Linked DNA regions of Homo sapiens: region 2 is linked to region 1. A link is an interaction called in ENCODE POLR2A ChIA-PET data of the cell type or tissue named here. Cell type or tissue: PC-9. All regions are shown on one strand. Links, peaks and the distances in the headings refer to the core of each region. The heading gives the core; the rest is flanking DNA.

Region 1 (8,326 bases), core at 262-8,261:
GACCCTCCAGCGGAGAGGATAAAAATCACTTTCCTGCTTCACAGAGCAGCTGTGAAGATCAATGAGGTAAGACGTGTGGTTAAGCATGGGGTGTGCAAAGTTCTATGAGTCCCAGGAAGAGAAATCAGGAACAACCACGCCAAGCCTGGACTCTCCCCTGCACCAAGAACATTAAAGCTGGAACTCTGCACTTCCTGAGTCAAACCCTGAGAAACTGAGGCTCAGAGCCCAGCAACCTGCCCAGGACCACAAGGGCCTCCCAACTCCTAGTCCTGCGCCCTCCCCTCGTCCCTGCAGTCCTCAATGCAGCCTCAGTGGTTCCCTGTGCTCCGTCACCACCCCGTCAACAGCCTGAGTCGTCAGGAAGCTCCACTTCCTCAAATCCCCCTGGGCATCTCACTGGGCCCATCTTCCTCTCTCCCTTCTCCTCCTCCATCCCAAATGCCTCTCCAGAGTCCCCAAGACCACCATGATATGCTCTAGCCCCTTCCTGCTCCTCTCCTCCCACCACCAACCCCTTCCACTTATAAAAGCCCCTGCCCCACACTTCCCTTGCCTTCCCCACATACCCAGTGAGAAGCTCCCACTGTGGGGCTGGAAAAGGTAACATTTTCTGCTCACTAAAGGGAATAAAAGCGAATCTCAATGGATGGAAATGTTAACAAAACGGATGCAATGCCTTTTTAGCACGTTTCTCAGCTGCAAAACCATCTCAGCTGGTTTTAAAACATCCATGAAACAGACTGTGCTTGCCTTGCAAAGCCTTTGGAAAGTTCTTTCAGCAAATTTGCACAGAGGCCAAGGTCATGGGGCCAGGTCCCCATACCCTTCAGGTTCTTGAACTTGCTATTCCAGGCTTCAAGACAGGACAGGCAAGAAGCACCAAGTACCTAACCTCTTTGAGAACCCGTGGGTTCCACTGTCCACTCCACTCCTGGCTGTGGTGGCCCCAGCCAAGAAGACACGGAATTCTCTGCCCTATACCTATGAAACCACCTGTGGCTTCAGGGCTGAGAGGCCTGGGGAACGGCTACTGTGTACAAGAGTAGAACCCATCAGAAACCATCCAAGCTATGACATGCACCATTTCCCCCGTCACAGTCACAATTCCAAATCACCAAGCTCAAACATGGGTTGCAAAAGTAACACATTAGTCATCCTTCAAAAAAGGAACTCACCTGTATGTGTATCATATTTCAATTATTTTTAAGTAGAACTAAAAATTCTTAGTCCAAAATGTCTCAATTACCCAAACACTAAAAGTCCTCAGGAAAAACTGTTTCTTCCCTCCTCAGAAAGGTTCCGATTTCTTGGACAGCCTTCACATGTTCCCTCCCACACTTGGGATGGGGCTCCGTTCATTACCTTGCTCCGAAGCTGAGGGCTTCTCCTGTCTCCATTCCAGGGTCTGCAGGGTGTGGCTCCAAGGAAGACGAGGAGTAATCTTCACCCTGGGTCTCTGGCCCACTTGTCTCACCAACCCCCAGCTCCCTGGCCTCCAAGGGGTCTCTGGCCTCCAGGCCAGGAGACAAGCTGCCATTGTGCCTCAGGCCGGGCTCTGGGCACTGGCTCACCCCGCCCACCCCATGCTCCCTGGCTTCACTTGGAGCCCCAAAGAGCTCCACATTCTGGGGCGCCAAGTCCTGGGTCCAGTCCATCTGCCCCACTCCACATCCCCGTAGCCCCTGAGAACCTCCAGAGTCTGGGTCACAGGTCACCTCCAAATCCCTCAGGCCCAGATTGTTACCCCAGTCCATCTGGCCCACCCCAAGCTCTTTGGACTCTCCAGGACTGCAGACTGCCCCTGGGGCCATGTTTCTCAGCCCAAGGTCAGGTGTCCAGTCTGCCTGTCCAACTCCACGCTCCCTTGATTTAAGGAACTCTCCGGCCTCCACACCTGACCAGTCAGTCTGCCCCACGCCACTCTCTCTGGCCTGGCTGTGGCCTCCTCCCTCCCCGACCTCAGCCAAATCTTTGCTCTTCACATTAACATCAGAAGTCCAGTCCTTCTCCCCAACTCCGATTCCCCCCGGCTCTTCAGACCCTCCACTTTCCAAACAGCCGGTCAGGTTCATGTCTCTCAAGCTCAGGCCACCTGACCAGCCCATCTGTCCCACGGCACTCTCCCTGGCCTCGCTCGAGCCCCCAGAACCCACACAGCTGGACACTTCCAAGTTCCTGAGACCCAGCTGGTCAGTCCAGTCCACCGAGCCAGCTGTGGTCTTCCCAGGAGGCACAAAGTGACCACCTTCCATCTTGCTAGAAGGGCTAAAGCCAGCACCACTCACTCTGTCGTTGCCAATGATGCCAAACTGATAGCTCCTCTCACTGGCCTCGATGCAGAAGTCCCGGCTCCAGTCCTGCTGCCCTGGGCTAAATGCTGCCTCTCGCTGGGGGCCAACACTGAGGCTAAACTCACCGACCCAGCCTCGCTTTCCCATCTCCCCATCTTCCAGGTCAGCACTGCCAGGGCCCTGAGCCCCTGCCTGCTGTCTCTCCTGATGCCCTCCCACCTCCTGGCTAGCATCACTGTTTTGCCAGCTGCTCTGGTCTCTCTGCCCGAGTGCCCCATCCGGCACGTGGGCAGTGCTAGGACTGAACAAGCCCCCGGATCCTCTCTCTCCTGGCCGGCCAGCATCCCTGCTGCCCTCTCCAAGGCTGTCTTCCACACTTGGAATCTTCTTCTCAAATTCCTCATCCTGTTGCTGGGCTTCCTCGGGGCTGAACCCAGAGCTCAGGGGTCTCGTTCCAAAGCTTCTGTCCTGGGCGTCAAGGGTCCTGGAGCTGCCACCACTGCTGTAGTCCCTTATCCAAGCGCTCTTCCCAAACTCCTGTTCCTGTGGCTCCGCAGCCCGGCTGCCATAGGTGCCGAGTGACACATCTCTCTTCTGAAACTCCCAGTCCTGCTCATCGGCATCCTGGCTGCTGTACCTACCATGGTGGTCCCTCTTCCCCAAATCTTGGCCCTGCTCGTTGGCATCTTGGCTGGCATAAGCACCCAGAGAATCTCTCTTCCCAAATTCCCAGTCCCCAAGGCTTACATCTCGACTACTGTAGGTACCCAGTGAATCTCTCTTTCCGAATTCCTGGTCCTGGAGTTCTGCATCCCGGCTGGAGTAAGTGCCCTGGGAATCCCTCTTTCTGAACTCCCAGTCCTGAACATCTGCCTCCTGGCTCCGCTGAGTGCCAAGCTGGGCTGGCTTTCCAACTACCCGGTCCTGGGCTGTGAGCACCCCTGGGGCAGACACTTTACTCTGGTCTTGGCTGCTGCTGGCCTCCATCTCCTCCTGGCCGATGCCACACCTGCTGGCCCACTCCCTGGTGCTCCCTTCCCCTGCTCCTTGCCCATACTTGCTGGTCCAGTCCCTCTCTCCGAGACCTGGGTCTCCTCTAGGGCTTGCACCCCCAAGGCCATAGTCCTGAGAAGCACCTTGACACCAGCTGGAAGGACTGAAACTGCTGGGCTGTGGGTCTCCTGTGATCCCAAATTCACTCTGCAGATCTTTCTGGGACCAGCCAAGGAGTCCCTGGGAATAAGAAAAAAAAACAGACAAAGAAACAACGATTAGATTCCATCAGGGTGGGAGTCAATCCAGCAGAGTCAGCGCTGCCTAGTGCCTGAAAGCCCCACTTTGGCAACAGAAAGCTGTGTGACCTTGAGCAAATCACTTAACCACTCTGGGTCTCAGCGTCCTCATCCTTAAACGAGGATAATTCCTATTGCATGGGGCTGGTGTGAGAGGATTAAATGAGATCATTTAGACCAAGCACTCAGCATAGTGCTTGGCATGCAGTGGGCACTCAATCGATGGTCCCATGGTCATGTTTACAACTCTTGGGCAATACTTGGCTAACAGCCAGGAGAGGAGTGGTCTTCACACAGGAATGGCAGGCAGTGCACTTTCCTTTTGATTAGGAGAGGTCAAGATTCAAAGCCTCTCTGCGACTTCCCTTGCAAGGCAAGGTTCCAACACCAATGACAGCTTTTCCAGCCCGTCCTCCCCCATGCCCCATCTGACCCCCATCCTCCTATAAGTACCCAGGCCCTTCTTCCCCAGCCAAAGTGCCGTCTGCTCAATCTTCCCCAGGAAGACCTCTCAGCCCTCACCCTGGCCCAGGAAAGACAAGAGGGGCAGCCTCTGGCACAGGGGAAAATCCCAGCCAGGGCTTCTTGCACCCCACCCCCCACCTCACGCTCCCTGACTCACCCTTGTGGGCGGGAGAGCCCTGGGCTCAGGGCTTCGGAGCCGGCCAGCCTCATCCCTCAGCGCAGCGTTGGCCAGCAGCCGCTCCAGGATAGACATGCTGGCCTCCCCATCCCCAGGCTGGGCCATGGCCCCCCGCCCCCAACCCGCCTTGGGGCTGCTGGGTGCGGCCAGCCGGGCGCAGGGATAGAGCTGGGCTGCTACCCGCGCTGGGACCTGTCCGACGGCTCTGGCGCTGGCTCTCCCTCACCCTGGCCCTGCTCCCTCCGGAGCAGCTGCAGCTTGGGCAGCCCCGCCCAGGAGCCAGTTGAGTCACCCACATCCCGGGACAGACACACCTACTACAGGAGTCAGCTTAACCCCTTCCTGCTCCTCCTTCTCCCCGCCCCGCAGCCCCCAGAGGCCCCCTGGCTCCTCCTTTCCTGCAGCCCCGCCCCTTGCAGCCCAGGCCCGGCTTGAGAAATAAATTTCGAAAGCCACCTGGCCCCCGGCCCTTAAATTCAGAGGCAGCCTGGTAGGAGAAAGGGCACTGGGCCGGGAAACGGCGCTGGCCCGGGCCCAGCCACCAACTTGCTGGATAACTGCACAAGGCTAACCTCCTCTGAGGCCCAGCTGCCTGTCTACAAAGCAGGTCTGGAGCTCAATGTTAATAACGTTTGTAAAAGCCAACACTTCTTAAGCACTTAGGATGAGCCAGGCACTATTCTTAGCACTTTAGACATTACAGCTCATTGAACCCTTGCCAACACCCTTGGAGGTAGAACTCATCTTGTTATCCACATTTTACAGATGTGGAAACTGAGGCAGAGGGCAGAAAAGTCACTCTTTTAAGGTCACACCTGGGCAAAGGAAAGCAGAGCCAGGAGATGAACCCAGGAGCCCACGCTCTAAATGGCTACACTATTTTGCCTTGAACGATATTCCCATAATGAGAGACTGAATACTCAGCACCTGCCACGCACTGTGCCGAGAGCTTTCCACCTCGATTTACCCACAATATAACTCTAAGAGGCCAATGCTACTATCAGGAAAGCACTCTGAAGCCCAGCAGTTAAGGTACGTTCTTCCCAAGACCAATCAGCTAGCGATTGCTGGAGCTGGGATAGAGCCTCACACGAAACCCCACACACACACCGTCCTGTGTGGCTCTGCAGAGCTACAATCTGCAGGTCCACAGCTGCCTTGCTCACTACCACAGCCCAAGCTCTCGACATGTAAAATCCATGTTCAAAGAATGAAGCCCACCCAAGCCCTGGCCTCTGTCCCCAGAAGTCCCATTCTCCCTATGCCCATTCTCACCTCAGAGCAGGTACTTGGGGACTGTGTGTCCTTCAGCTCAGCTCCAGCTCCCCGCCTTGCACCGCCACCACTGGGTGGTGGTGAAGCCAGGAGGTCGTCCAGCCAGCGGGAGCTGCTTTCAGGGCCTGGAGGCTCGGGGGATGCCCTACACAAGTCTTGAGCCTCTGTCCTGGCTTGGGTGGTCTCAGCCCGGGCTAGGGTCACGGCCTCCTCCTCAACAGGCAGTGCCTGTCCAGGCTCAGGGGCATCAGCAAAGAGAACACAGGGCTGGTCAGGGGCTGCTGGCTGCTCCTGCCCCAGGACTGGCTCCAGGATGGGCAAGGCTGCCTCCCTGGTAGCCAGGGGGAGAGGGGACTCCTGTCCAGCCAAGGGCTCCTGCGACTCGTATCTCTCCTCTGCCTGCTGCAAAGGTAATCCAGGTGTGCCCTCAGTTGTAGGCAGGGGCTCAAGGGGAACAGCTGGGAATTGAGGTTGACTCTCCCCATCGCCCTTCTGGGTGAGGGACATGCTTGGATCATCCCCCTGCACCCAGGAACTTCCTGACCCACTTGGAGCTGACCCAGCCCCTTGCCCCTGCTGAGACACTCCTTCTTCCCTGCTGGAAACGGCCAAGTTGCCAGCCTCAGCAGCCTCGGCGGCCTCACTGGCTTCAGTGATGGGGGAGGGAGGCGGGGAGTCCAGCCGCCACACGCCCAGACCCGAGGGCCTCGTGGGGAAGGTCCATTCGAAGGACTGTGATAAGCTCCAGTTGGACTCTGCCCCAAAGGGACGATCCAGGGCCAACTGGCTCCCCTGGCCTTGGGGCAGGGCAGCCAGCGAGCCCCCCAGCTTCTCCTGGTCCTGACTGGGTGACTGGAGCACACCTTCAGAGAATCGGCGCTGAACCAGGCTGGTGGGGCGGAGGTGTGCGTCACCCTTGGCCTCCTCCTCCCCGCCAGATGGAAACGTCCGAGTGAGATCCAGCAACTCACCCACCTCGATCAGGGGCCGGGGTGAGGTGGCAGGGGGCTGATCCAGGCTATGGGGCTCCAAGACCTCAGGGGGTGGGCTGCTGGGTCTGGGGGCCTCTGGAGCCCCCTCGGCAGGGAGCCCCGGGCTGGGGGTGTGGCGGGAGCCCTCGTCAGGCAGGGCTGCACTTGGAGCTGATGGAGTCACAGCGGGGCAGGGAGAAGCCTGGGAAGCTTCAGGAGTCTGGGCTTCCAGAAGCTGTGAGTGGCAGGGAGAACTCTTATCAGGCGGGTGAAGATGGGGAGAGCCAGGGCCTGAGCCTGAGGCTTCTGCGGGGAGGCCTGGGCTGGCAGGGCCTCCATTCTCTGAGGAGGGGGCTGGACTTGAGGGAATCCAGGGCTTGGAAATCTGCAAGAGAAAGAAAGGTCAAGATCCGTCACTCACCTCTCAGCGGGGCGGGGAGGGTCCCCTCCGACCCCACACAGACCCCAGGTCAGCTTCTCCCAGGCTGGGAGGAGGCAACTGGAACCCGAGGGGGTCCTCTTGGGATAGCTGGGAGGGGCCCCACAGACGACTCAAGGCAGGACTTCTCACAGAGCCCCCTTTAGACCTTCTTCCCCAGAATGCGCCTATCCTTATTCACAAAGCATAATTCCTTTCGTCTCAGGTGGTTGGAACCCCTCACCCACTCAACCCAAAGCTCATGTGAGGATCTCCTCAGAGGCCACAGTTCGGGGTCCATAACACCTGCTTTATAAAGGGAAAAGGAACATTGTGAATCTGGCTCTTGAAGCACCTCAGCATGTGGGAGTCGTGAGGGGAGAGAGGGTTTCGCGTCCAAGCAGGATTCGAGGTGCAGTGCAGCTACAGAGCAGCTCGGGGGAGTGGCTACAGCGTGCAGGGGGTGCCCCTCATGGCACAGAAGGTGCCAAGGAAGCAGGAAGGCTATGGGACCCAGGCAAAAGGCACTGGGGGGTGTGACAGCGCCTGGCTTGAGCCGTCCCAGCACTGCCTCTTACCAGCATGTGCCCTCCCTCACATATGGCAGACACTTGGTCTCTCTGAGCCTCAGCTTCCCCATCTGTACATTAGGGCTGGTGGCAACAATGCTCATCTCCCAGTTAGGTGAGGGTGAAGGGAAATGTGTGCACTGGCCCCTCGGCATAGGACTCATGGGATGATGGCGGCAGAGAGTGGGGAGGACGTGGAGAGAAGAGGGGGACAAACAAGGCACCAAGCACCTGGCACTCCACCTGTCCCCAGACAATGAAGTGACTCTGGCTCCATCTGACCTTTGCCCTCTGCAGAGGTCACACTTCCCTGGCCGCCCTCTCCCATGTCGTTAATTCTCCCACATCATCACCTACTAGGCCTGGGCAAAATAAAGGGTCCTGCTTGCTTCTCAAGGTCCCTTCTGTTCCCTCCATGCTCACTCCCCTCTGCAACGTTCTAATGTCAAAGCTCGTGCCCTTAAACTACAGCACCCACAATTCTTTCTTGTTATTGACCCTTACGCACCCATCATTCCTTGAAAACCATAACCGCTGCATCACTGCAACCCTCTCCATCATTGTTGTGATAGCTTACAGTCATCTCCATAGCCAGATGCGACCCTTCCAGCCTCTGGTTCGTTGACCTCCTCTTCCTCAGTGACTGTGCGACCCATCCTCTCAAGGTCACACCCTAGACCTCATCCTTACCAGTGGCTGCAACCTCTGCATCATCTCAATCCCAAGTATCCCACTTGCCCACCCCCACCGCCTATCTGACCGGCTCACTCTATTTCCCCAACGCCCTTATTTTCAGCCCCTCTCATAGCACAGCCCCTTAACCCTAATTCTTTCTCATTGTCCCCCACTCCCCTCATACCCTCA
Region 2 (8,326 bases), core at 55-8,054, 190 kb after region 1:
TGAGGCACAGAATGAGAACCAGGCACTGCCCTCCAGTCCCCTCTAGAAGTCCACTTGGAGGACTTGTCCTTAACGGTAAACTGCCAACTTGGAGTTGTGACAAGTTAAGGAGAAAAGCTAGTGATAGGAGACAAAGGGCTGCTTCGCTTTACTCAATGCTCAGTGAGTCATGAGGTGGCTGCCCCCAGGCCTCCAAGTTGTCACTTGGCAGCACTGCCAAGGGCAAACTCAGGGTGCACCTGGAGCAGGCAGACAGACCAGGGTCTGAATTCCCACCACCAGCCTTACTAGCTGTGCACCTTGACCAAGTAACTTTCTTCTTGTCTGTAAACCGGACCAAAGAATGCCTAACCCACGACCTCCTTAGGAGGATTAAATTGGAGACAGTAAACAAAGAGCTTTGCACAGTGCCTGGCCCAGAGAAAGTGCTCCTGAAGGATCTGAGGAAGGGGTAGCTGACCCTCCTGGTGGGTCATGTGGTAAGCACGTACTCTAGGAGCTGGGCATCCACACTACATGAGACAGGAAGTTCTCAGCTCTAGAGTGACAGGTGCTGCTAAAAGAACAAACCAGGCCAGGTGCAGTAGCTCACACCTGTAATCTCAGGACTTTGGGAGGCCAAGGTGGGTGCATCTCTTGAGCCCAGGAGTTCAAGACCAGCCTGAGCAACATTGGGAAACCTTGTCTTTACAAAACAAATTTTAAAAATCAGCCGAGCATGGCGATGCATGTCTGTAGTTCCAGCTACCTGGGAGTCTGAGGTGGGAGGATTGCTTGAGCCCGGGCGGTCGAGGCTGCAGTGAGCCATGATCACACCATTGCACTCCAGTCTGGGTGACAGAGCAAGGCCCTGTCTCAAAAAAAAAAAAAAAGAAAAGAAAAGAAAAGAAAAAGGAAACAAAAAAACCAACAAGGGGACAAGGGGATGTGATAATGCCTGGATACTAGGGGGTGGTAGAGGACATCTGCCCTCAGTAGTGAAAATGACCCCTGACTTTACATATCCAAAGGTCATGCAGTTGGCAGAAGAGTAAAGATAAAGGAATCTGTGTGTTGACATAAGGAAGAACACAAAGGCCTGGCAGATCCTGAGTGTTGACCAGCCATGGAAGGAACTGTCCTGGACAACAGAGAGTCTTCTTCAGTACCAGCTGCCAAGGAGGTGGGGAAAGTGCTCAGACACCTCCAGGAAGCACTTAGGGGTTGGACCACACAGCCTTTGGGGATCAGGCTAGCCCTATAATTTAGTGATCTTTATGATCACTGTCATTTCTCTACAGGTTTTTTTTTTTTTTTTTTTTGAGACAGGGTCTCACTCTGTCTCCCAGGCTGGAGTGCAGTGGTGCAATTATAGCTCACTGCACCTTTGACTTCCCAGCTCACTGTAGCCTTGACCTCCCGAGTTCAAGTGATACCCCCACCTCAGCCTCCTGAGTAGGTGTGTCTACAGGTGCATGCCACCACACCTGGCTACTTTTTGTATTTTTTGTAGAGATGAGGTTTCAACTGTTGCCCAGGCTGGTCTCGAACTCCTGGGCCCAAGTGATCTGCCTGCCTGGGCCTCCCAAAGTGCTGAGATTACAGACATGAGCAACTGTGCCCGGCCTCTCTACAGGTTTATCTGCATTGGTTTATTCATTCTACACCCACTTACTGGATATTTACTATACAACAGCACTGTGCTGGGACAATGCGTAAAGCAAGAAGAAATACAAAGATGATTTTAGACCAGAGGCTGCACACCGGTGACCAGCAGTTGCCCCCACCCATGTTTTGCTCTGCTGGCAATGTTGACCCTTATAGTGTTGTAAATTATAATTGGGTGCCAGTTTAAAATCAGGAGTTATCACATAAAAATCCAGATGTCTTGCTTCTCTTTAAAAAGTTAGAAGATCGGCCAGGTGCGGTGGCTCAAGCCTGTAATCCCAGCACTTTGGGAGGCCAAGGAGGGTAAATCACAAAGTCAGGAGATCGAGACCATCCTGGCTAACACGGTGAAACCCCATCTCTACTAAAAATACAAAAAAAAAATTAGCCGGGCGTGGTGGTGGGCGCCCGTAGTCCCAGCTACTTGGGAGGCTGAGGCAGGAGAATGGCGTGAACCCGGGAGGCGGAGCTTGCAGTGAGCCGAGATCGCGCCACTGCACTCCAGCCTGGGTGACAGAGCAAGACTCCGTCTCAAAAAATAAAAATAAAAATAAAAAGTTAGAAGATCTAGGCATGACTGTAGCTGAGTGGAGGCCATCCCCTTTTGCCAGGGCTTGCCTTCTCAAGGTCATACACGTCCTCACCTCTCTTTTAATTCCCAGACATTGCTATTCTACACCTGCCCTGCTTTACCCAATTATTAGCAAATGCCTGGCCTCAGCTGGCATTTCCATTTGCAGTCCCTGAATTAGACACTGTTCCTGCTCCTAAGTCTTTGATAATCAAATGACAATTTCCCTCACAAACAATCCCACTAGCGTGCAAATTTACACCTACTTTGTGCCAATATTTTCTATAGAGAATCCCATTTAATCCATGCAATAACCCTAAAGGGTGAGTACAATGGTCCCCATTTTATAAATGGTAAGGGTCCAAGAAGCAAAGCAATTCAGTTAGCCAGCTTCTTACAGGCAGGCTCAGATTCAAACTCAAGATAATCTCCAAAGTCAACAGTTTTCCACTGCACCAAAGGGCCTCTGTGTTACATGGGCCAGTTAGCTCAGTAAGTTTCCCAAGCACACATCAGTGCCAGAAAGGACATGTGCTCTTCCACTAACGGAGAATCCATTCCCGTGAAATGCTAATGACTTAGTGTCAATTCATACATTCATTCCTGTTTTATCGATCAGCCTTTTATGAGTTTGACCAACGAGTTCATTCATAAGGAAGGCTTGATCACTCTGAGTAGTTGGATAAAAATCCAAATTCTGAACTAAAAGGAGAGCCAGCCCAAGATGCCAAGACCTCTTAGAGCTGTGTCCATGTTAATGACAACAGAAAAGGTCTTTGGCATCAACCCCCAACCCCAACATTTATAGACAAATAAAGCGAAGCATAGGATGGGACAGTGATTAAGCTGGGCTTGGAAGCCAGGGAAAGCAGTGTTTCCCAATATGTGGTATGCACAGCATGTGAGCACTCAAGATGGGTTCAGGAAGTAACATGGAGCAGTTTTTCAGGTTTCATAGTTATTCGTTATTTGAATGTGTATTAAAAACATACATTGGCCAGCCGCAGTAGCTCGCACCTATAATCCCAGCACTTTGGGAAGCCAAAGCAGGTGGATCACTTGAGATCAGGAGTTCAAGACCCACCTGGCCAACATGGTGAAACCCTGTCTCTACTAAAAATACAAACATTAGCCGGGTGTAGTGGTGGGTGCCTGTAATCCCAGCTACTCCAGAGGCTGAGGCAGGAGAATCGCTTGAACCCAGGAGGCAGAGGTTCCAGTGAGCCGAAATCACACCACTGCACTCCAGCCTGGGCTACAGAGAGAGACTCCATCTAAAAAAAACTAACAACAACAAAAAAAATAACAAAAAACGATACACGTATATACGTACATATATATGTATTAGAAACATACATGTATATGTATAACGTGTGGGGGTGGGTAACAGCAAACCCGATATTCCAAGAATATTACACTTTAGAATGAAGCTATTTTTTTTTAAGCAGACTGATTCAAAAGGAATTATTAAGTAAATAACACTAGCTATGGCAAAGGGAAATGGTAAAATCATGAAGGTAAACTGCAAATGACTAGGTTTGGGATGGTTGTGAAGCACCTGGAGTCTGGAAGAGCCGGGTTCAAATTCTAATTCCACTAGCTGTGCTGCAGAAACTCTCTGAGGCTCCATTATCTCATCTGGGAAATGGGGACTGTGGTCTCAACCACCTGAGAGGCTGGCTCTGAGAATTGTCACACATACACACACAGCGAACACTCACAAAATGATCCCATTTTCTTTGTCTCCCTGCTCAGTGTTCCTTTCCTAACCCCATGATGCTTCCCTTTCCTGCCTCTGACATGGTCACATTCAGCAAAAACACCTTAGGGGTTGGGTGTGGTGGTTTATGCCTGTAATCCCGGCACTTTGGGAGGCCAAGACAGGAGGATCGCTTGAGTCCAAGAGTTTGAGACTAGCCCTGGCAACATAGTGAGACCCCATCTATACAAAAAATAAAAACATTAGCTGAGCATAGTGGCGCACACCTGCAGTCCCTGCAACTCCAGAGGCTGAGGTGGGAGGATCACTTGAACCTGGGAGGTGGAGGACGCAATGAGCTGAGACCACACCATTGCAGTCCAGCTTGGGTGACAAAGTGATACCCTGTCTCAAAAAATAATAGTAAGTAATTAATTAAATAAAATTTTAAAATTAGTCAGGTGTGGTGGTGTGCACCTGTAGTCCAAGCTACTCAGGAGGCTGAGGTGGGAGGATTGCTTGAGCCTGGGAGATCAAGGTTGCAGTGAGCATTGATCATGCCACTGCACTCCAGTCTGGTGACAGAGTGAGACCTTGTCTCAAAAACAAACAAACAAAATCTTAGGATTGGGCTCTCGCTGGTGTCTTGTCTATGGCTGGATTCCCCCAGGAGAGCCCTGGGCCACTGAAGGTCAGGGACATCCACACTATTCCCATGAGTCCCAGTAGAAAGGTTCTGGAGTCCAATGTGAAACTAAATCTTTACTCTGCCCTTTACTAGCTGTGTGACCTTGCACAAGTTACTTAGCATCTCTGAGCTTCAGGTTTCTCTTCTATAAAATGGGGTTAATAAAAATAATACCTGTATCACAGATTTGTAGTGAGGACTAAATATCTAACTAACAAACAGTAAATGCCTAAAGAACTTTAGCAATTGTTTTATTTGGGCACTTATGCTGGATATAGAGTAGTTTGTGATAAATTGAACTGCTTCTGCCTAAATTCTGAGAAACAGAGGCTCCGTTAGCTGTGATACCCTTATAGGTAGGTCAGAGGATGTGGCCAGGTAACCCCAAAGTTGATACTAGTGAATGCTTCAATAATGAGTTCCAGGCCAGGCACAGTGGCTCACATCTGTAATCTCAGCACTTTGGGAGGCTGAGGTGGGAAGATCACTTGAGCCCAGGAGTTCAAGACCAGCCCTGGCAACATAGTGAGAACCTGTCTCTACAAAAAATAAAAAATTAGCCGAGGCCAGGTGCAGAGGCTCACGCCTGTAATCCTAGCACTTTAGGAGGCCAAGAAAGGGGGATCACTTGAGGCCAGGGGTTCTAGATCAGCCTGGGCAACATGGTGAAACCCCGTCTTTACCAAAAATACAAAAAAATTAGCCGGGCATGGTGGCACAGGCCTGTAATCCCAGCTACTTGGGAGGTTGAGGCAGCAGAATCACTTGAACCCAGGAGGCGGAGGTTGCAGTGAGCGGTGATTGCGCTGCTGCACTCCAGTCTGGGCGACAAAGCAAGACTGTCTCAAAAAATAAAAATAAAAAATAAAAAATTAGCCGTGCGTGGTGGTACATGCCTGTGGTCCCAGCTACTTAGGGGGATGAGACATGAGGATCACTTGTATCCAGGAGGCTGAAGATGCATTGAGCTGTGTTTATACCACTGGACTCCAGCCTAGGCAAGAGAACAAGACCCTATTTCTAAAATAATAATAATTGTAATAATAATAATGAGTTCCTCATTTGTTGAGCTCTTCATATTTTTGTTAAATGACATCATTTGATCCTTAAATCATTGCTCTTTGGAAGAAAGGTTGACAATTGTCCACTTTGTTTTATAGACTTGGAAAGAATGGAGATCCAGAGAAGATAAGGTCACATAGCAAATAACAGCAAAGCCAGGTTCAGAATGTAGTAACAATCCCATCCGTAGTCTGAAATTTTATCTGCTTACCCTCATTTCATTTTCACAACAGCGCTATAAGGTATGGATTACTAGTCCCATTTTACCATATGGGGTAATTGAGGTATTAAGAAAATTAAGTGCCAGGCACGGTGGCTCACGCCTGTAATCCCGACACTTTGGGAGGCCAAGGCGGGTGGATCACCTGAGGTGAGGAGGTCGAGACCAGCCTGACCAATATGGTGAAACACTGTTTCTACTAAAATTACACAAATTAGCCGGGCATGGTGGCATGCACCTGTAATCCCAGCTACTCAGGAGGCTGAGGCAGGAGAATCGCTTGAACCTGGGAGGCGGAGGTTGCAGTGAGGTGAGATCGCACCACTGCACTCCAGCCTGGGCAACAGAGCGAGATTCCATCTCCAAAAAAAAAAAAGAAAAGAAAAGAAAGAAAGATAGAAAGAAAATTAAGCTTCAATCACCCAACAGCACATAGCGGAGTTGGAAGTCTGCCTCTTTCCACACACTATGGCAACACAGATTCCTGGTCTAATTCTGTGTTCTTGGGACACTGCAGAGGAAGACTGACACCCAAAGTGAATAAAGTTCCAAGAAGCAGAAAACGGACACTTTTGATCATGCAGCATGACTGAGGCAGATCAGGCAACAGCACCCACAGTCAGCCCGAGAGCCTCAAGGATTTTGGCTGGAGTCCCTTGAAGGGAAGAGAGGTAGGTAGAGATAGGCATGTTGTACCCTGCTTTGCAAGAATGGACAAATAAGTCCTAGAAAATTAAAAAATTAGCCAGGTGTGGAAGCACATGCCTGTAATCCTAGCTACTCAGGAGGCTGAGGTGGGAAGATCACGTGAGTCCAGAAGTTCAAGGCTGCAGCAATGATCACACCACTGAACTCCTGCCTAGCTGACAGAGTGAGACCCTATCTCAAAAATGAAACAAAACAAAAAAAAACAAATAAATTCTGAGAAAAGGACTGGGCACGGTGGCTCCCACCTGTAATCCCAGCACTTTGGGAGGTAGAGGCAGATGGATCACTTGAGGCCGGGAGTTCCAGAAAAGCCTGGCCAACAGGTGAAACTGCATCTTTACTAAAAATACAAAAATTAGCCAAGCATGGTGGTACACGCCTGTAATACCAGCTACTCAGGAGTCTGAGGCAGGAGAACTGCTTGAAACCAGAAGGCAGAGGTTGCACTGAGCCAAGATGAAGCCATTGCACTCCAGCCTGGGTGACGGAGACTCTGTCTCCAAAAAAAAAAAGAAACAAAGAAAAAATTCACTTTGGTCACCTCTAGTAATCCCTAACAGCCAGATTTAGAAGCATACCCACTTCTGGGCAATTTACAACACCAGGTGGATATCTCACACTATATACAAAATCAACTCAAAATGGATCAAGGATCTAACTATAAGAGCTAAAACTACAAAACTCTAAGAAAACACAGGCCGGGCATGGTGGCTCACACCTGCAATCCCAGCACTTTGGGAGGCCAAGGCGGGTGGATCACGAGGTCAGGAGATCGAAACCATCCTGGCCAATGTGGTGAAACCCCGTCTCTACTAAAAATACAAAAATTAGCTGGGCATGGTGGTGTGTGCCTGTAGTCCCAGCTACTCAGGAGGCTGAGGCAGGAGAATTGCTTGAACCCAGGAGGCAGAGGTTGCAGTGAGCCAAGATCGTGCCACTACACTCCAGCCTGGGTGACAGAGCAAGATTCCGTCAGAAGGACAAAGGAAGGAAGGAAGGAAGGAAGGAAGGAAGGAAGGAAGGAAGGAAGGAAGGAAGGAGGGAGGGAGGGAGGAAGGGAAGGAGGGAGGGAGGGAGAGAGGGAGGGAGGGAGAGAGGGAGGGAGGGAAAGAAGGAAGGAAGGAAGGAAGGAAGGAAAGAAGGAAACACAGGTGTAAATCTTTGTGACCTGAGATTAGGCAATAGTTCCTTAAACATGACACCAAGATACAAGTGGCAAAAGAGAAAAATAGAAAATTGGACTTCAATATTAAAAACTGTTGTGCACTAAAGGACACCAAAAGAAAGTGAAAGACAACCCAATAATGGAAGGAAAATTTTTACAAATCATATGTAGGAGACTTATATCTAGAACATAAAGAACTCTTACATCTCAGTAATAGAAAGATAACCTAATTTTAAAGTGGGCAAAGGACCTGAATAGACCTTTCTCCAAAGATATACCAAAAGCCAATAAGCACAGGAAAAGATGCTCAACATCATTGATCAGTAGGGAAACACAAATCAAAATCACAAAAAAACTTTACATCCACTAGGATGGCTATAACAAAAAAAAGATGGGCAGGCCGGGCGCGGTGGCTCATGCCTGTAATCCCAGCACTTTGGGAGGCCGAGGTGGGCGGATCACTTGAGGTCAGGAGTTCGAAACCAACCTGGCCAACATGGTGAAACCCCATCTCTACTGAAAATACAAAAAATTAGCCGGGCGTGGTGGTGGACGCCTGTAATCCC

Evidence for each region. Peaks named below come from ENCODE experiments on the same cell type or tissue, not always from the same donor. Only the 100,000 strongest peaks of a DNase experiment are listed, where the experiment ranks them.
Region 2: POLR2A ChIA-PET joins it to region 1 with 9 read pairs; 7 of 35 experiments call an interaction of 5 or more read pairs at or near these places.

What each region holds. Positions count from the first base shown.
Region 1 is chr11:57,307,030-57,315,355 of GRCh38, forward strand. TNKS1BP1 (tankyrase 1 binding protein 1) reads right to left here. Exons shown (of 12, transcript NM_033396.3): 5 at 5,505-6,860; 6 at 1,366-3,527. Among named protein-coding and RNA genes, the nearest start is that of TNKS1BP1, 14 kb to the right of the region's middle. RefSeq lists a silencer at 4,242-4,451. In PC-9, for the core only: no CTCF peak of the experiment used is centred there; DNase peaks (open chromatin) are centred at 1,132 and 4,502; H3K4me3 peaks cover 1,654 bases; H3K27ac peaks cover 3,794 bases.
Region 2 is chr11:57,502,017-57,510,342 of GRCh38, forward strand. The region is part of intron 2 of SLC43A1 (solute carrier family 43 member 1); the gene reads right to left. Among named protein-coding and RNA genes, the nearest start is that of SLC43A1, 9.5 kb to the right of the region's middle. In PC-9, for the core only: no CTCF peak of the experiment used is centred there; a DNase peak (open chromatin) is centred at 205; H3K27ac peaks cover 697 bases.